Regions from separate parts of the Homo sapiens genome. Here region 2 is linked to region 1. A link is an interaction called in ENCODE POLR2A ChIA-PET data of the cell type or tissue named here. Cell type or tissue: PC-9. All regions are shown on one strand. Each heading gives the region's core, and the rest is flanking DNA. Links, peaks and the distances in the headings are about the cores only.

Region 1 (13,188 bases), core at 8,016-13,015:
CCGAGGTGGATGGATCACTTGAGGTCAGGAGTTCGAGAGCAGCCTGGCCAATATGGTGAAACCTGGTCTCTACTAAAAATACAAAAATTAGCTGGGTGTGATGGCACACACCTGTAATCCCAGCTACTCAGGAGGCTGAGGCAGGAGAATCGCTTGAACCCAGGAGGTGAAGGTTACAGTGGGCTGAGATCATGCCACTGCACTCCAGCCAGCAAGACTCTGTCTCGAAAAAATGAAATAAAATAAAATAAATTTGTTAGGTAAACCAATTAAAAACAGAGGTACAAAGTGGAGCCTTTGGGAAATATGCCATGACACTAATAAAAACAGATCCAATCCAATCTCTTTAAATATGGGCCTTCTTGCCAATAGAAATCAACATAAATATTGAAACATACACATTATATATAGATAGATATAGATATGATAAGTATATAACCATATTTGTTACAATGCATTTTACACACATTTACTCATATAAAACAGAGCCAACACTGGAATATCGGAATGTACTGATGCATGCTACAACATAGATGAATCTTGAAGACATTATGCCCAGTGAAAGCAGCCAAACACAAAAGGTCACCTATTGTGTGACTACATTTACATGAAATATCCAGAACAGATAATTCCATAGAGACAGAAAGCAACTTGGAGGTTGTCAGGGGCTGGGAAGAAGGGAGAATAAGGAGTGACTGCTGAACAGGTGCTATGTCTTGGACATTGTATTAGTCCATTTTCATACTGCTATGAAGAAATACCTGAGACTGGGTAATTTATAAAGAAAAAGAGGTTTAATGGACTCACAGTTCCACATGGGTGGAGAGGCCTCACAATCACGGCAGAAGGTGAAGGAGGTGCAAAGGGCATGTCTTACATGGTGGCAGGTAAGAGGGCATGTCCAGGGGAACTGCCCTTTATAAAACCATCAAATTGGCCAGGTGCGGTGGCTCACGCCCGTAATCCCAGAACTTTGGGAGGCCGAGGTGGGCGGATCACGAGGTCAGGAGTTCGAGACCAGCCTGACCACATGGTGAAACCTTGCCTCTACTAAAAATACAAAAAATTAGCCAGCTGTGGTGGTGCACGCCTGTAATCCCAGAAATCAGGAGGCTGAGGCAGCAGAATCGCTTGAACCCAGGAGACGGAAGTTGCAGTGAGCTGAGATCACACCACTGCACTCCAGCCCAGCCAACAGAGCGAAACTCCAACTCAAAAAAAAAAAAAAAAAACCATCAGACCTTGTGAGACTTATTTACCATCACTATTGCGAGAATAGCACAGAAAAACCCTGCCCCCGTGATTCAATTACCTTCCACTGGGTCCCTCCAACGACACATGGGGATTATGGGAGCTACAATTCAAGATGAGATTTGGGTTGGGACACAGCCAAACCACATCAGACATGATTTGTTTAGCCCTACCAAGTCGCATGTTGACATCTGATCCCCAGTGATGGAGGCGGGCCTGGTGGGAAGTGTTCATGATCGTGGGGGCAGATCCCTCATGAATAGCTTGCAGGAACTCATTCTTACAGGGAAGAGTGAATTCTCACTCTTAGTTCCTATGAGAACTGGTTGTTGAAAAGAGCCTGGCACTCTCCCCTCTCTATTGCTTCCTCTCTCACCGTGTGATCTGCATACGGAGACTCCTCTTTGGCTTTTGCTCTGAGTGGAAGCTTCCTGAGGCCTCACCAGAAGCAGATACTGGTGCCATGCTTCTTATACAGCCGCAGAACCATGAGCCAAATAAACTTCTTTTTCTTATAAATTACTCAGCCTCAGGTATTCCTTTATAGCAACAAAAATGGACTAAGATAACAGGTATGGGTTTTATTTAGGGGTATTGAAATTGTTCTGAAACTAGAGGTGATAGTTTCACAACAATGTAGATGCACTGGCTGCTACTGAATTGTACATTTAGAAAAGGTTAATTTTGTTATATGAATCTCACCTTAAAAAATAAAATTTTTAAAAATCAGAGCTGAAAATCCTGAAACAATCCAGTTTGTCTTTGTTTTTGTTTCTTTTTTCCCTGTTTACATCCAGGAAATTTGAGTTGAGTCCAGAAAGACTGACTTGCCCAAGTTTGCACAGCTGACAAATGACCAGGTCAGAGATCCACCCAGGTCTTCTGCCCTTTATTCCATAGTGTGACATCTATAAAATGGGAATCATAATTTGTTCTTCATAGAGTTGGAAGGACCACGTGAAAATGATGTGAAAATACCTATAACAATGTCCTACACTAAAGGGGCTCTCAGATATTTTATTATAATTAGTAAAAACTAGTAATAGAAACTAAACTACCTAATGCTTTTTCAGTGCTCACTAGGCATCCATCACTCCTCTAAGCATTTTTAATGCATTCACCATTTCATTCCCTAGCGACCCTGCGGGATGGGTACAGTTAAGATTAAACCCATATTACAAAAGGGAGCCTGAGGCACAGCATGGGGGTGTGGCTTCCCCAAGGTCATATCCCCAGCAAGCATCAGAGCAGTGTTCAAACCCAGATACTGTGTTTCTAGAACCTTCCCATTTATGCTACACTCTGTCTGAGGTAGTCTATGGGGAAAGGGACTCAGTCATTAAACAAATGCCAGGTTTTATGAACAAGTATCTTAGTATGACATCTAGTCCTCCAAACCTCACAGCTCTTAAATAAAAAAAAAGACATTAAGTAAACGTTTAAAATAGAAAAATAAAAGCTTTTCTCCCCTTCAAGAGACAAGATTATCCAATTTCTACCCCTGCATGATCCATAAAGAATGGGCCAGGCCAAGAGGATCACTTGAGGCCAGGAGTGTGAGACCAGCCTGGGCAACATGGCAATACTCCATCTCTAAAACAAAATTTAACTTAATTTAAAAAGACTAACAGAGATCTATGAGGATCCATTCAGAAAATACATAAATCTAACCTAGATACCACCCTCTCAAAACTACTTCACAATAAATATTTTTTGGAAGCAAGCTAAAACTAACCTAAACCAACCCAAAGGAAAACATAAGCCATTCCATTCCCTTCCTTTGCTCCAAAGTTACACAGCAGCACTTCTTCACCATCTAAAACAAACTTGTCCAACCTGCAGCCAAGGACGGCTTTGAATGCAGCCCAACACAAATTTGTACATTTTCTTAAAACATTATGAGATTTCTGCTGGGCACTGGGCTCACACCTCTAATCCCAGCACCTCGGGAGGCTGAGGCGGGGGGATCCCTTGAGCTCAGGAGTTCAAGACTAGGCTGGCCAACATGCTGAAACCTCGTCTCTACAAAAAATACAAAAATTAGCTGGGTATTGTGGTGCACGCCTGTAGTCCCAGCTACTTGGGTAACTGAGGCAGGAGGATCGCTTGAACCTGGGAAATCAAGGTTGCAGTATGCCGAGATCGCACCACTGCACTCCATCCTGGGTAACTGAGTGAGATCCTGTCTTAGACCAACAACAACAACAAAAATTGGCCAGCCGCGGTGGCTCATGCCTGTAATCCCAGCAGTTTAGGAGGCCGAGGTGGGTGGATCACCTGAGGTCAGGAGTTCGAGACCAGCCTGGCCAACATGGTGAAACCCCATCTCTACTAAAAATACAAAAATTAGCCGGGTGTGGTGGTGGGCACCTGTAATCCCAGCTACTTGGGAGGCTGAGGCAGAATTGCTTTAACCTGGGAGGCGGAGGTTGCAGTGAGCCAAGATCATGCCATTGCACTTCAGCCTGGGCAACAAGAACGAAATTCCGTCTCCAAAAAAAAAAATTAGGTTGTTTGTTTGTTTGTTTGTTTTTAAGCTCATCAGTCGTCTTATTGTTAGTGTTAGTATATTTTATGTGTGGCTCAAGACAACTCTTCTTCCAATGTGGCCCAGGGAAGCCAAAAGATTGGACACCCTGATCTAAAGACTTTAAGCCACAGCCAAGTTTTGTTCGGCCCACTAGGTAAAAACCAAAACATTTTATGTTACTTGTCAACATTTTGCAAATTGCAACATTTCACAGAAATCTAGGTTTCTGATCTCTCTTTAACAACTAGAAGGCCTGGCAACACTGAGCCCTAATTCTTCCAGGTCAGTGAGCTCCGGTGAGCCACAGTCCCCACCACTCCCTATGGCACACGACCTAACTCAGTGCACGCACTTTCCTTACCTGAGGCCCCATATTTGTAGCCTTTGTACACCGTGCCTTACATAGTCTGGGTCTCAATACTGGTTTTGAAAAATGCATTATTTGGTACATAATGCCTCCATTCAGGGTAAGCTTTGGAAGGGAAGTTTCAGTTATTTAATGGGCTTGTCAAGCAGTGATTTTAATTAAACCTGGCTCTAATCAAAAGAAAAATGAGTATGTTTTTAGGCCAGCGTTGGATATAATATATTGAATCATACCTTAATTCTGACCAAATGGCAGACTAAAACCCTTTTAAACAGTCTGTATTTCAGCCACCCAAGTGGGTTGAGTATTCTGTTTATAGCTGCCAAGGGTACAACTTCCAGACTTCCTTCACCTACCACCCTGCACACACACACACACACACACACACACACACACACACACACACACACCATGGTACCTCCAAGATTGAATTTCAGCCTCCAGCAAGTCAGGCTTTTTCTCTTAGTTTGGGATGATTCCTAAGCTACAGGCATGCTTTCTGGCCACCTGCCAATTGAACACCAGAACGCAAGGATATTGTTTATTCCCAAAAAAAAAAAAAAAGCCAATTCTATCTTCCCTTTGGTTTTAGTAAAGTTCACCAAAAAAGGAGCTTACATTTCTCTCAGTGCCTCCCTTCTTTTGTGACTGACATCAAACACAAAAATAAACCATTTCTTTCTCCCCAGTTATAAAACAAACTCTTTTCTCACTTCCAAGATTAGGTTATAGAGGAAAAAAAAATCATGCTTGGCATTTAAAGGTGCTAAAAACTCAAAGACAAAGATACAAGCCACTGCCAAAATTCTCTTAACACTCCTGTCAGGTCATTTTAAAAAATCAAATCTTGAGTAATAGTCAAGTCTCCTCTAGCAATAAAGCACAGAGATGCATAGTTGGTAATGCTAGAAGGAATCCAAGCCTTTAGGGTATGAATTGCATATGAACATTTCAAACTACAATCTTCTGCTTCTCCTTGTATATACGTGTATGGCTGTCTAAAGCTCAAGACTGAATGATTAATTTTGGTTTTCACCCTGGTATCGCAGAATTTCCTTCTTCTCAAGTTTGTGAATGAAGTCACTTTTGCAAAACTGCATCTGCCACTGTGGAGGTGGCCAGTGCCCAGAGTGCCAGGGAAGGCTGGCAGTGGAAGACAGGCTACTGACCTGCCTGCTTACAGAAACACAGCCAACCCCAGGCAGTGGACAAAGCAAGCGTAGGTGTGCAATGTGGGGTTTGGGTGTGGCTAGGAGCCTGCAACATCTTGAGTCAGAACAAGAGAGACAAGTGAGAACCAGGATACGTAAGTATGAGCTGAAGTTCAGAAATAAGGCCAGCAAAATTCTGAGCTCCAAGAACAACAGGCCAGGCAAAGACTAGACCACCATGTGGCAAGAGAGGGAGGAGGTTAGGATACAGTTGCTCGAGACAAAAAGACAAGAAGGAGAGGGAGCCAAGAGGCACCAGGAGGAGGAATGACCTGGATCACGTGGGATACTACACTCAGCCCCTTTTATGGGATTTCAGTTAAGACAAGAAACAATACAACACAGCTAACCTGGGCTCCTCCCTGGAAACACACCTGAAGATACCAACTTCAGTGGTGGGGCAGGAAAAGCAAAGGAACATGAGCAAGTCTGTCCGATCCTGACCAAATGATAAAGACCTTAATGTTCCAGCATGGTACTGCAAGCTGGGCCAAGGGTTCAAGGTGGCATTTCTTCCTACAGTACCTACGGGAAGCTGGGTAGAGACCAGGGTGTTTTATAGGAAGTGCGGGCGGCTTGGCTGAGTGCCCACTGCCAGAGCCAGCTCTGCCGATCCCAACAGCTGGCCATGCCGCCTTCCTTCGCTGCCATTCCACATGATTCCTGCCTGTGACAAACTTCCCAAGGACCTTCAGGAGCTTCTGCTGGAATACACTAAGAAGCCTGCAAGCCCATTCTTATAAGAACCTAACATGCGTTATCAGTATCAGATAGCGGTCAGCAGAACAGATCAATATGCCCCATGACCTCACTGGGATCAGTGATATCTGACAGAACCTACGTGGCCCACCTATGCCACTGTTAATTCTGCAGACCTGTTCTTTCTGCTGAGTCTACTACTTTTGTTTTGCCTATTTGTAAATACTAATTTTTCTAGCCCCAGATATGTCTTTCCTACATTTAAGGGAGTCCTAGACAAAACATGCCTTCCACTGGGTACCCCAGACATGAAAATAACCTTGAGATTTAATCACTGCCTAGTATGGGATCGTATCGCACTAGAAAAAGTCCAAATATTTTATAAGGTCACTGCCAGTCCTTGGAACCGGCAAGCCACCTGGCCGTGAGAGCAGTGATAAGCTCTTGAGACATCAACTTGTAAGAGAAGAAATGAACACACAAGCTCTGGGGGAGCCAAGAAACTTGGGATCCCATCTGGCTGTGGGACTTTGCAAGGGTGGAACTTTCGCAGCTGATTAGAAATTAATATTGTAATATACATACATCACAAGATTAAAAGTATAACCTTAAATAAACGGAAATTTCCCAGAAATGCCAAAGTCACCAGCAGCAAAGAAAAAGGCTCTGGATTCATGAACAAGCTCTTCAAAGCTGGGCAAGGGACTTACATCTTGGGGTGAAGATTCTGTCTACAAAATGAAGAGGTGAGAATAGATGATCGCTAATGGCCAACTGCAAAATAATATTGATCACACAAATAAAATCCAACAACCAGGCCCTTTACACTGAACTAAGGTATATAGTGCAAGACAAAAAGAGTACTTTCTGAAGTCAGAGTCCCACCAGGGAACACAACTGGGTTCCAAGCCATAGGTAGTTCATCTCTACATGAGATTAACAACAGTTCCTAAGATGCAGAGGATTCAATGAGATCCAGGATATCTGTATATAAATGGCTCAGCACAGCAAATGGCACCAAATAAGTTCCTCACAGATGTCCTCTATGATTATCGTTATTTTTAAGGGTTTATAGATAAATCTGAGGGACCCTCCAAGGTGCATCAGTCAATCAGTCGTACTTCCTTGGTGTCCTCCGCATCCCCCTCCACAGCATCATGGTCTCAGTAATGGCAGGGGATGGGAACCCTCCTAGCTACCAGTACAACCACAGCAATGGCAGGCCAATCAGAGGTCAAGTGGCAGAGGTGAAGGCACGCTGAATTCCATCAACAGTGGTCTTCAACAAGCAGTCATCTCTGATGCAAAGAAATCACTCACCATTGGCTGGGCGCAGTGGCTCACGCCTACAATCCCAGCACTTTGGTAGGCCAAGGCGGGCGGATCACCTAAGGTCAGGAGTTCGAGACCAGCCTGGCCAACATGGCAAAACCCAGTCTCCAATAAAAATATAAAAAATTAGCCGGGTGTGGTGGCATGCACCTGTAGTCCCAGCTACTCAGGAGGCTGAGGCACGAGAATTGCTTGAACCCAGGAGGCAGAGGTTGCAGTGAGCTGAAATTGCGCCACTGCACTCCAGCCTGGGCGACAGAGCGAGACTCTACGTCAAAAAGAAAAAAAAAAAAAAAATCACTCACCATACATTTCTTATCCTGAATCTGAATTAACAGAGCTGGTGAGTAAATATTCAAAGCATGTCGCTTACCAGTTGAATCGCTTGGTCCCGAGTGTTAAGCCTCAGCCTTGGTAAAGATGTCATCGCTGAAGTCTCATTACCGACCCATCAAGCCCAGATTTCCACCATGAACCATCTCCAGAGACCTTCGTTCCGCCACGTCAGGGTCAGCTAATGCTCAGCAAATTATCCACTTAGTAAATTCATTTCACCGTCAACAGATAGTGGTGCAGACTCGTGTTCTAACAAATTAAATATCCCATTCGGAGTTCTGAGGAGTCTTTTTAAGTTATTCCCAATCAATAAGAAAAGCACACATGACACTAAAGCTCCTCTAGAAAGATGGCTCATTTCTCTTCCAATGTCAAAAAGCCATGAAGTAAAAAAAAAAAAAAAAAAAAAAATCAGATTACATTAAATTACTTGCTTTTTTTCTCCTCTTGCTAGGAAGGGAAAAGAGGAGAGGAGAAGCATGGAAAGAACTCACTCCTAAATCACAGATTAAATCCAGGAAGTTTAAGATGATCCAATTTCATTTCCCTCCTGCCTGAAGATTTGATGAGAGCAGCAAGGGTGTGAACCTATAAGCAGCCTTCCATTTATTTTCAGCAAATAAAAAAGTTTTGCCTGCTGATTCAACTGCCCTCACCAAGCTTTTAGAGTGATTCATCACTGTGGCTGGCAAGAAAACAATAGGCTTGATGAAAATTAAGAAGAAAAACCACACACTTACTCATCAAAATTGGGAGAAACGGAAAAGAAAAAAGATATGAATTCACTGGTAAAGGTTCACGTACCCCATTCAAAGAGGCTGCCTCTTGCATTATCAGGGTTGGTAACAAAAATGTTGGTAATTAACTAAAATAATTAGATGACACGAAGAGGTCCAAAGAATATAGTGTAGATTGCTAACGTCAGCCCCTTCAATCTTTCTTTCATCTCAGAAATATACAAATCAGGTCCGTATTGTCTGTTCCTTCGCTTCTTAGGATCAGTGGAAACTCAAAGTTGAGAAGGCCTAGAAATAAAAATGGCTTAATATCCCAACTATTAACCAATGCTGCAGAAATCAATGTTGGAATAAATAAAACAAACATATAACTATAGATCTAGATATTTAATATAACCAAGTTGTACTAAATATAATGCCGGTATTAAAATTAATAAAAATCAGATTAATGCATCATTCACACACACCCCGAAGAGTACACTATGGAAATTACTTTAGGAATAATGATTTTATTTAGAAAATGCAGCATATTAAAATAAAATACAAGAGGGAAGATTCTTGTAAGTCAATCTTTTATATCAGGTTTTCTTACCCTTAACACTATTGACCTATTAGACTGGATCAATCTTCATTGTGGGGGCTGCCCTCTGCAATTGAGGATGTTTAGCAGCATCCTCAGCTTCTACCCACTAGACACCAGTAGTCACCTCCCATCAGTGTTAACAACCAGAAATGTCTCCTGATACTTCTAAATATCCCCGGTGAGGCAAAAGTGCCTCCAGTTGAGAACTACCATTCTATGCAAACCAGTAACTCTAGCAGGACATGGTGGGTCATGCCTGTATTCCCAGCACTTTGGGAGGCTGAGAGGGGAGGAGAGGATCACTGGAACCCAGAAGCTCAAGACCAGCCAGGGCAACACAGGGAGACCCATCTCTACAAAAAAAAAAAGGAAAAAAAAAAGAAAAAATCAGATGGGCATGGTGGCACACATCTGTAGTCCCAGCTACTCAAAAGGCCGAACGGGGGAGAATCTCTTGAGCCCAGGAGGTCCGGGGTATAGTGAGCTGTGATTGCATCACTGCACTCCGGCCTAGGCAAAAAAGCAAGACCCTGGGTCCAAAAAAAAAGTAATTCTAACCTATGTATCCATCCCTTGATAACTTCCAGGCTACATACTTTACAACAAAGAATATTTCTGCTGATCTAACCATGCTAGCCACTTTCTTTTTAAACTACAGAATACGTATTCCATAGGAATAAAAAATATTAGCAGCTGCCAAGTAGCACCACCTTAACTAAATCACAGCCTTCAAAAGCTGGTTTAAATGTAAACCATCCATTACCTTTTAAAGTCTCACACTACTAGGAGAGTCAATTTCCAAAATAGTTTCTTAAAATTGTTATCATTAAACTTGAAAGAAACAGTTTCAAGTTTAATGGGTAAGGAAGATGTGAAGAGTCCAAAAGCCCAAAGCTGTGACTAGACAGCTGCGTGTCACTTCCATCTACAAGGCAGATAGAAGCATCAGCTCAGCAGCTCAGCAGATTACAAGCAAGATTTACAAACTGCATATGGATTCCAAAGCAAATACACTTTCCCTCAATATTGCTTCATGGAAGCTAGAGTTTACCAGAAATAGACGAAACTCCAAAAAAATAACTGATGAAATTCAGTGTGGCCTTGGCATTCCACACGGATGCTCCCTGGAAACACAAAATTTCACTGAAACTATTTTTCTTTTCTTTTTTTTTTTTTTTTTTTGAGACAGAGTTTCGCTCTTGTTGCCCAGACTGGAATGTAATGGCACAATCTCAGCTCACTGCAAACTCCGCCTCCTGGGTTCAAGCGATTCTCCTGCCTCAGCCTCCCGAATATGGGATCACAGGCATGCACCATCACGCCTGGCTAATTTTTGTATTTTAAGTAGAGACAGGGTTTCTCCATGTTGGTCAGGCTGGTCTCAAACTCCCGACCTCAGGTGATCCGCCTGCCTCAGCCTCCCAAAGTACTGGGATTACATGCGTGAGCCACCGCGCCTGGCCCACTGAAAGTATTTTTCGAGCCCTCACTCGGAACAGGGATCACTTACTTACGCCAATCACTCGGGATGAGTGTGCAGTTGCTGTCATCACAAAAAGAAGCAGAAGGTCTATGTTTCTGCTTTTGCTTGGCTATAGGAAAATTTCTATTCCTTGTTCCAGTCACTGGCAGAAATCAGCTAATTCCTTTTGGACTTGTATTACCTGACTGTTCTGCTCTGTATGGAGAAGCAAATATGCATTCCTGAAGATTTCCACACAGTCTCTATTCTTCCGACTTCAAAAGCCTACCAGAACGGCCAGGAGTGATAGCTCACACCTGTAATCCCAGCACTTTGAGAGGCCAAGGCAGGCGGGATCACTTGAGGTCAGGAGTTCAAGACCAGACTGGCCAACATGGTGAAACCCTGTCTCTACTAAAAACACAAAAATTAGCTGGTCGTGGTGGCAGGCGCCTGTAATTCGAGCTATTCAGGAGGCTGAGGCATGAGAATCTCTTGAACCCAGGAGACGGAGGTTGCAGTGAGCAGAGATCATGCCACTGCACTCCAGCCTGGGCAACGGAACAAGACTCCATCTCAAAAACAAAACAAACAAATAAACAAAAATCTACCAGAACAACTGCCTTCCCCTCCAAATGAGTTCATGGAGCTAGAGCTCTCTGGCCTCCTATCCTGGCTCTATCATTTCCCAGCTGTGTGAACTTGAGCAGACTACCTCCCTTCTCTAAGACTCTGTGTTCTCATACATAAAATAAAGATGTAAACAATACAATCACTTAGGACTACCAAGCAGATTAAATGAATTAATACATGTAAAAAGCTCAGCACAGTCCTAGCCCATGGTAAGTGTCCAATAAACCTTCACAAGTTAAATAATGGAATAAATAAACACACAGGCCGGGCGCAGTGGTTCACGCCTGTAATCTCAGCACTTTGGGAGGCCAAGGCAGGTGGATCACCTGAGGTCAGGAGTTTGAGACCAGCCTGGCCAACATGGAGAAACCCTATCTCTACTAAAAACACAAAAATTAGGCCGGGTGTGGTGGCTCACACCTGTAATCCCAGCACTTTGGGTGGCTAAGGTGGGTGGATCACGAGGTCAAGAGATCAAGACCATCCTGGCCAACATGGTGAAACCCCGTCTCTACTAAAAATACAAAAATTATCTGGACATGGTGACACATGCCTGTAGTCCCAGCTACTCGGGAGGCTGAGGCAGGAGAATCACTTGAACCCAGGAGGCGGAGACTGCGGTAAGCTGACATTGTGCCACTGCACTCCAGCCTGGCAACAGAGCGACATTCAGTCTCAAAAAAGAAAAAAAATTAGCTGGGCTTGGTGGCACATGCCTGTAAACCCAGCTGCTTGGGAGTCTGAGGCAGGAGAATCACTTGAACCCGGGAGGCAGAGACTGCAGTGAACCGACATTGCGCCACTGCACTCCAGCCTGAGTGACAGAGCATGACTCCATCTCAAAAAAGCAAATAAGATAAACAAAATAAATAAAAGTGTTCCTGAACAATGCAATATTACTTAATAATAAAAAAGGAACAAAACCGGCACGTGTACCAACATGGATGGGCGGCAAAGGCACTGAGTGAAGAAAGTCCGTCTCAAAAGAATATGTACTGATCGATTCCATTTATACAATACTCTCAAATAACAAAACTATAGAGAAGGAGAAAAAAGAAGTAGGTGCTGGGGGTTAGAGGGAGGGAGGCTGGGGTGCCACCAAAGGTGAGCCCAAGGGACTGTCATGGAACAGTTCTATATTGTGACTGCTGGTGGTTGTACAAGTCTACACATGTGATAACACTGTTCAGAATCACACACACATAAAAAATGCATGTATGCAAAACTGGTGAAACATGAATAAGGCCTGTAGACTGCAGGAATGTCAATTTCCTGATTTTGACACTGTATTTTGTTATGTAAGATGCCACCACCAGGGAATGGCAGGTACACAGAAAGGGCCTCTCTGTACTATTTGGGTGACTTCTGAATCTAGACTTCTTTTTAAAATGGATACCAGAATAGGCCGGGTGCGGTGGCTCACGCCTGTAATCCCAGCACTTTGGGAGGCTGAGGTGGGCGAATCACTTGAAGTCAGGAGTTCCAGACCAGCCTGACCAACATGGTGAAAGCCCATCTCTACTAAAATACAAAAATTAGTTGGGGCGTGGTGGTGGGCGCCTGTAATCCCAGCTACTCGGCAGGCTGAGGCAGGAGAATTGCTTGAACCTGAGAGGTGGAAGTTGCAGTGAGCCAAGATCGCACCACTGCACTCCAGCCTAGGTGACAGAGCGATACTCCATCTCAAAAAATAACATAAGATAAAATAAAATAAAATAAAATAAACGTATACCAGAATAACACCATCCAAGATATATGTGGGAGAAGGCAGCAGATGTAATTTACCTTGACATAACTTGACATGCCCTCAAAGCTTTGCGAGAGAATACGACCTTTTTCCTAGTGGAGAACAACTGTCAGTTTAATTACTCAGTATAATAAATATTTCTCTAACACTCTAGGGAAAGGAACTAAAAAAGCACTTAGGGGGTGAGGGGTCTGAGAACGGGGACCAATGAAAGCCTTAGCGCAGTGGTTCCAGCTGGCCAGGAATATTCTAACTAGGCTGAACAACTGAACACATGACTCAGACAGTAAATAATGATTG
Region 2 (8,140 bases), core at 3,141-8,140, 240 kb after region 1:
TTCATTTAAAAAAAAAATTGTGGTAAAAAAACACATAACTTAGAATTTACCATCTTAATTATAGTCATGTGCTGCATAATGACATTTTGGTCAATAGTGGGCCTCATATATCATGGTGTTCCTGTAAGATTATAATATCATATATTTACATTATCTATGCTTTGATATGTTTGATATACAAAAATTTACCATTGTGTTACAGTTCCCTATAGTCTTCAGTACAGTAACCTGTTGTACAGGTTTGTAGCCTAGGAGAAATAGGCTCTACCATGTAGCTTAGGTGTGTAGTAGGCTATAGCGTCTGGGTTTGTGTGAGTACACTCTCTGATGTTAACACAGTGATGAAATAGCCTAACAATGCATTTCTCCAAATGTATCCTCATCATTAAGCAAAACAACTGTTTCTTTTTTCTTTTTCTTTTTTTTTTTTTTGAGACAGGGTCTTGCTCTGTCACCCAGCCTGGAGTGCAGTTGTGCAATCTTGGCTCACTGCAACCTCTGTCTCCAAGGTTCAAGCAATTCTCCTGCCTCAGCCTCCCAAGTAGTTGGGACTATAGGCGCACGCCACCATGCCCGGCTAATTTTTGTATTTTTAGTAGTGACGGGGTTTCACCATGTTGTCCAGGCTGGTCTCGAACTTCTAGCTTCAAGTGATCCACCTCAGCCTCCCAAAGTGTTGGGATTACAGGCGTGAGTCACTCTACCTGACCCATGACTGTATTTCTAAGCGTACAGTTCAGTGGTATTAAGTATGCTTGCATTGTTGTTTTTTTTTTTGAGATATAAAAGTCATAATAATATATTGAAGTATTTAATAAGCTTCTCAGTGAAGGAACTTGTTAAAACTTACTCTTTACCAAACTTCTGCGGTCATGGAGCCTTTGGGCAATAGCTCTTAACGCTGCTGAACATAACTTGAACATAATGCTCGTATGGAAACCCTTTTTTATCTTGCTCAGTAATAAAAGTATTGGACAATATTTTCCATTAAGCAAGTTTCTGCTTTCTGGAAGTATCTATAGACCTTCCCTAATTCACTTCAAGAGCTGAGAGAGAGACATGTATCTGATATCCAGAAGTTTAACTAAGAATATGTTTTTCCCTTAGTACAAAGGTGTTACAAGTGATGGTTAGAGTTACCAGAGTTGTATATGGGTTGAATAGGCTTTTATGCTTTGGCCTAGGAAGCTTCTCTCTGCAAAATTATCAGCTGCTTAGGAAGAACAGCTGGTACCTCTGGGGTCTGAATAGTGATTGGGACACAGTGGGCATTCAAGATATTTTTACTGAGCTGAACTAATGTTTATTTTTACTATTGCTTCCATTGAGGTAGTGAATTTTTTGTTTGTTTGTTTTTACTTTATTTTAATTTTTTGAGACAGGGTCTTGCTCTGTTGCTTAGGCTGGAATGCAGTGATGCGATCATAGCTCACTGCAGCCTCAATCTCCCGGGCTCAGGCCATCTTCTCGTACCAGCCTCCTGATTAGCTGGGACTACAAGTATACACCCTCACGCCTGGCTAATTTTTTATTTTTAGTAGAGACGAGGTCTTATTATGTTACTCAGGCTGGTCTGGAACTCCTGAGCTCAAGTGATCCTCCTACCTCGGCCTCCCAAAGTGCTGGGATTATAGGCCTGAGCTATTGTGCATGGCCAGTAATTAATTATGAATTATATATATGATACGCTTAGTTTAAAAACTGGAGACTACTTGTATTTATATTTGAAAGTTGTTTGTGATTAAAAAATTTTAAGGGTGGAATTTATAGTTTAAACCATCTTTTAAAATTTCCCACCAAAATAGCTTTCTTTGTGATGATAGTTCTATTTCTGAGAAAGAGCAGGCACAACTGCCGAATTCCAGATGTCAGAACATGGCATGGGCTCCAAAAATGGCAGCCAGGGCTACCATATGAGTTGGCAGTTCTCACAGAGAAGTCCTTGGAGAAGTTAAAAGTGGATGTAGATGAAGAGAACGTTGTGTATTCCAGCTAACATCAGAATGGAAGCCAGAATCTACGTCACCCAAATCCTGGGCTGATGAGCTCTTGTTATACTTTATCTTGGTATTCTTCAGAATATGTCTTCCCTGGAGAAAACATAAGGTGAGGATTCAATTCCAAGGTCAAATGAGTTAGCACAAGCTCTTTTCCCTTCCTCCTTCAATACCTAGTAAATTGGTATTATATTTTCTTTTCTTTTTTCTTTTCTTTTTTTTTAGAGACGGAGTCTTGCCCTGTTGCCCAGGCTGGAGTGCAGTGGTGCGATCTCGGCTTACTGCAACTCCTGGGTTCAAGCGACTTTCCTACCTCAGCTTCCCAAGTAGCTGGGATTGCAGGTGTGCACTACCACACCCAGCTAATTTTTGCATTTTTAGTAGAGACAGTGTTTCTCCATGTTTTCCAGGCTGGTCTCGAACTCCTGGCCTCAAGTGATCCACCTGCCTCGACCTCCCAAAGTGCTGGGATTACAGGCGTGAGCCACCGTGTCCGGCATATACATACATATATATATATATTGGAGCCAGGGTTTTACTCTGTCACCCAGGCTGGAGTGTGGTGGTGTGATCATAGTTCACGGCAGCCTCGAACTCCTGGGCTCAGGTAATCCTCCCACCTCAGCCTACCGGAGCAGCTGGGACTACAAACATGTGCCATCAGACCTGGCTAATTTTTTGTAAAGATGGGGTTTTGCCATGTTGTGCAGGCTGGTCTCGAACTCCTGGGTTCAAGCAATCCTCCTGCCTCGGCCTCCCGAAGTGTTTGGATTACAGGCGTGAGCCACTGCACCCGGCCTGTATGGTATTTTTTATAAACCAATGTTGCAGCGTCAGATCAGGTTTCCTGAAATTATCCTTGTTTGGAAGCGACACCATTTGTAGCTCCTCAGAGCTCTGTGATGATGGAAAAAAGGATGTTTCTTGGGGAGAGTTTTGGGGATTTACATCATAAAGGAGAAGAGAAGGAGCAGGATGAAGTAAGGGAGAGACGTTGAGCTGTGGCACAGTCTTAATAAAGGTCTCAGCCAGGACCTCAGGAGCTCTGAAGGCGGGATGGTCTTGCAAAGCTGACTCACTGTGGCCTCGGACCCCCACGGAGGTCAGCCATGGAATGCAGGCATCTGGAGATGGGTCTGTGACTTTCAGTGAAGAGGCTCCTTTCAATCCTTGTAGGGGATGGACTAGGAAGCTTTCATTCCTGAGGGGGAATCTGCAGAGCAGTGCAGCGCCGTCTTCCCAGGACGCTTGGTTGTTTCTGGGCAGGAGAGTATTAGTTCAAACTGTTCTACGCTGACTTCTGTGATGCCTCAAAGAGCACAAAGTGAACCCAATTCAGAAGTTGCTACGTAGCAGATTCCTTTTCAGAATGAACACTGCACAGATAATAACAATCCTTTTAATGTCCACCTGCTGGAGGCTAATTCAGTTTACTTTGATGAGGGGGGAGGGGAGGAGAGGGAGGAAGAGGATGAGGAGAATGAAGAGAGAGAGATTTTGATAGAAACAAGAGGCCTGGACTTTAAAAAAGGCAGTGCTGCCAGACTATGGGCATTGATGATTACTTTGTATATTTTCACACAACTGTAAGCTGTGCATCAGTTGTTTTAAGTTTAAGTATTGCATAATGTAAGTATAAAGTTGGCCCCTGTTTGGGGAGAGTCCTTGGAGCCCTTAACGCCAGAGACAGCCTGGAATAGTGGTCCATGGCCGCCTGGCCTCCAGAGCAACTGCCCCGCTCAATTTCCCCAATTCCATGACACCTGGGCTGCGTGGCTGTGCGTGTTGGGTTCTCAGCGTCATGCCAGAAGCTGCATCAGAAGCGGGTTGGAACTTTTCACTCTGAGGCACTGCTCAAGATGCACAATCCCTGGTTGCTGTTTCTCCCCCTAACTCATCCCCTTTACTACGTTGTCCTGTTTGGTTCATCTAGAGCCTCCTGTCCTTTTTATTGGAAAGTCTTTCCCTATATCTCCAACCCACTGTAGACTGGTCAGTTGTCCTCCCATAGGGACAGTTTATTTTTAAAAACTTAGAACCATTCCAATGGGGGCAGCTGTTTCTCCGGCATATCCTAAATCTGGAAGGAGGAGTCAACATTGACCTTGGTCCCCCTTCCGGTGCCTAGACATTACTTTACATCCCTTGTGTAAAATCCTCTTTGTTTTGGGTCATGTCATCTGCCTCATCTACCCAGCACCCCTGTGGAACCACCTCGTTGGTTCACGGTCTCTTTCTCTAGGTCACCACCTATGACATCTGGGGTCAATTTGACGTCCATGTGGACAGTCCCAAACACAGCAGCCTCTAATGCTGTTTTATTTTAGAATCAATAACATTTACCAGCCGGGCGTGGTGGCTCACGCCTGTAATCCCAGCACTTTGGGAGTCTGAGGCGGGTGGATCACAAGGTCAGGAGATCGAGACCATCCTGGCTAACATGGTGAAACCCCGTCTCTACTGAAAATACAAAAAAAATTAGCCAGGCGTGGTGACAGGCGCCTGTAGTCCCAGCTACTCAGGAGGCTGAGGCAAGAGAATGGCGTGAACCCGGGAGGCGGAGCTTTCAGTGAGCCGAGGTCATGCCACTGCACTCCAGCCTGGGCGACAGAGCTAGACTCCATCTCAGAAAAAAAAAAAAAAAAAAAAAAAAGAACCAATAACATTTCTCTCCCCTGCACTTAAGCATCCTGAACTCTTTTTAATACTCTTTTTAGCTTCAACAGATTCACCTCTGAAAACTTCAGCAGCAACCACCTACTGTCTTGGCTGGAGTTCCCCAAAAAACAGACCCTGAAGAAGGACTCCCATACAAGTCGTTTCTATGGGAGCTAATCCCAGTGTTGGGGTGGAGGACTGAGACAAGGAAGGGAAAGAAGCTAATAAAAGAGTCCAATGGCAAGCAAGTGCTCACCATGGGCAACTGGAACCATCCCCACTGGGGAACTCTGGGAGGCAGCAAGAACATCCCACCGGGGGAAGGCCAAGGAGCTGCATTAGACAGTCACTGATTCCTGACGAGTGTTGGCTGGGGGTTGCTTCTAGGGGGAATCTGGTGCCCAGCACTTCTGGCCTGGAAGGGAGTTGAGACAAAAGGAGGTGGCCGGGCATGGTAGCTCATGCCTGTAATCCCAGCACTTTGGGAGGCCGAGGCAGGCGGATCGCCTGAGGTCAGGAGTTCAAGACCAGCCTGGCTGACATAGTGAAACCCTATTTCTACTAAAAATACAAAAATTAGCTGGGCTCGGTGGCAGACACCTGTAATCCCAGCTACTTGGGAGGCTGAGGCAGGAGAATCGCTTGAACCTGGGAGGCAGAGGTTGCAGTGAGCCGAGATCGTGCCACTGCACTCCAGCCTGGGCAACAAGACCGACATTTTATCTCAAAAAAAAAAAAAAAAACCAAAAACCAAAAAACCTCAACTCCCACCCTCCGGCAAAAAGCAGGTGACAGTCTGGCCAGAGTAGAGGGCATAGAAGTAGAGGCTGCCATGCAGATATCAGGCTACATTGACAGCATCCACTTCACCTGTCAATTCAGCTTTCTTAACCTGCCTTCCCCTAAACATGCTTTTTGTCTTTATCGTGGTCTCTAATCCCTTGACTTATCTATTTGCAGCTAATTATCAGCCTCCTGGGGACAATTCCTTCCATATGGAGCCTGGCTCTCAGAGACAATTAGCACCTCTTCCTCTCAGGCTACTCAACTTCATTGTCTCCTTGTGTTTTTTATTTTTTCCTTTTTTTTTTTAACCACAACTTGGTGTTTCCCAGCTAAATTCAGACTATGATAACTAGAAAGAATTGCCCACCCAGGCAAACTGGTGCCACCGAAAATTAATGGAAATCTCTCTCCTCGGTTTATTTATTTATTTTGCATTCTTTTTGGTCAGGTCTTCCTTTAGTAACTCTCAGCTACAAGTCTGAACTTTTGCTCCTTCCTCAAATCACCTTCCTGATTTTACTGCTTTTATTCATAGTCAATGACTCAGTCATTCTGGATCTAGATAGAATTGTCTACACTCACTGTCTCATTCTTCAGCTTGACTCAGCATGACTTCTGGCTCCATTACTCTTCCACGTCAATCCAATGGACTTTTCTACTCTCACCTTTCTTCTTAGCAACATTCTTGAACATGTCCTCTTTCTGGAACTTTCTTGCCCCCATTTTCTGACCGTAAAGCTATCTTAGTTTTCTTCTGAACTTCCTGGTCATTTCTTCTTTCCTTTTGCAGTTTCATCATCTTCTATCTAGCCACTGATTCTTTGAGCTCCTCAAGAGTCTGTCTTGGCACCTCTCCTTTCCTCCATGTTCTGTCCATAAACAATCTTATCCTATCTATGCCTACTCTTCATATCAATAATTTGGGCTTCTCCTTTGAGATCTAGTCTTACCTGGCCAACAGTCTACTTGATATCCACTCTTGAATGTCCCAAAGGCACATTAAAATCAATATATCTAGAAGTAAATGCATGATCTTCCTTCGAAATCCAGGCTGCTTCCAGTGTACTTCATCCTGGTAATCTACCCAATTTGGGGCAGATCCTAAATGTAGGGGGCCAGCCTCAATATTCCTTCACCTTACCCTTACTGAATTTCAATAATATCTTTCTAAATATCTTTTAAAGTTATCTTCTTTTTCAATTCTCACCACTGTCACCTTTTTTGAGCTATAGTCATCTCTTTCCAGGGTTACCAAAGTAGCCTCACTAGCTTATTTTGTCCCCTCTGGATTCCTCTGGTCCATTCTCCAGGCTGCGGCTAAAGTCAACTTTTGAAAATGTATAAAATACAAATGTGATCATGTGAGCTCAGCCACCTATGCTTTTTAAAACTCATCAATGACTTCCTAGCGCTTTACTATTAAGATGAGCTTTTATGGGATGTCCTGTAAGATCCTACCTTGTCTGGTTCTACTAATGTCTCCAGGTTCGTCTTTTGTCATGCTCCACCTCACTCTTTTGCTCCGGTCACACTGACTATCTTTTGATCCAAGGACTTCCAGTACTCCCTGCTTCCACAGGGCCGTTGCATATGCCAAGCCTTCTTCCCGTCTTTCTCTTCTCATTGACTCTAACTTGTGAATTGAAATTATGCCACTTCATCAATGACAAGTTCTCCTTGTGCCAATAAGGGTTTGACTTGTGCTGAAAAAGAGTTTATAGTGAGGGGAATTGACCTATTCAGAGAGGAAGGCTTTGCTGACACCTGAGTAGGCCAATTCTTCTTACTATAAACTCTTATTGAACCATGTAATTTGACGTAGCATCTATCACAGTTGCAATTTTGCATTTACTTGTATGGGCATTTGATTAACACCTGCCACACTCCCAGCTTTTAAGTTCCAGGAGGACAAGGATGGTGGCTGTTGTGCCAGGGTATTTTGTAGGTGCTCATAGAATAGTGACCAAAAGAGTGACTTAATGAATCAATTATTTATTTTCTATTTTTTAGAGAAAAAAAGTTCCTAGGTGTGAATGCCTTCTTTTTCTAACCTAGACTTGCAGTTTCAGGGATCCGAGTGAAGACTACGATCTTTTTTTTTTTTTTTTTTTTTTTTTGACAGGGTCTCACTCTGTCACACAGGCTGGAGTGGAGGGGCATAATTGCAGCTCACTGCAGCCTCGGTGTGCTGGGTTAGCTCACTGCAGCCTCGGTGTGCTGGGTTCAAGCAATCTTCCCATCTCAGCTCCCTGAGTAGCTGGGACTACAGGTGCATACCACCACACCCGGCTAACTTTTGTATTTTTGTAGAGACAGGGTTTTGCCATGTTACCTAAGTTGGTCTTGAACTCCTGGGCTCAAACAATCAACCTGCCTAAGCCTCCCAAAGTGCGGGGATTACAGGCATGAGTCGCTGCATCCAGCCCAACTATGCTCTTAACCATATCCCCTCCCTGATCTCACTCTGATGATTACATCTGTCTCATATTTCAGTCTCTCGCTCTTGCCTTACTCCTTTCTTGCATCCATTAATATTTCAGGTTTCATTAGAAAAATACCTTCCTCAACTTTACATCTTGTCATTTTTCCTGTACAAGTGCCCCAGAATAAGTAGCTCATAGTAACTATTTCCTTTTTTCATTTTCATTGTGCTCTTAGCTACTCTTGTGACTCTTACCTTAAGAACAAATCTTGCTCTT

What was found. ChIA-PET counts read pairs that join two places held together with the same protein. Peaks named below come from ENCODE experiments on the same cell type or tissue, not always from the same donor. Only the 100,000 strongest peaks of a DNase experiment are listed, where the experiment ranks them.
Region 2: POLR2A ChIA-PET joins it to region 1 with 23 read pairs; 2 of 35 experiments call an interaction of 5 or more read pairs at or near these places.

The regions. Positions count from the first base shown.
Region 1 is chr5:16,908,292-16,921,479 of GRCh38, forward strand. All of the region lies in intron 1 of MYO10 (myosin X), which reads right to left. Among named protein-coding and RNA genes, the nearest start is that of MYO10, 21 kb to the right of the region's middle. In PC-9, for the core only: no CTCF peak of the experiment used is centred there; DNase peaks (open chromatin) are centred at 8,370 and 10,780; H3K27ac peaks cover 2,071 bases.
Region 2 is chr5:17,148,768-17,156,907 of GRCh38, forward strand. The region is part of intron 2 of BASP1-AS1 (BASP1 antisense RNA 1); the gene reads right to left. It overlaps MIR10522 (microRNA 10522), which reads right to left and starts at 7,225; the gene lies at 7,163-7,225. RefSeq lists an enhancer at 2,316-3,283. In PC-9, for the core only: no CTCF peak of the experiment used is centred there; a DNase peak (open chromatin) is centred at 6,014.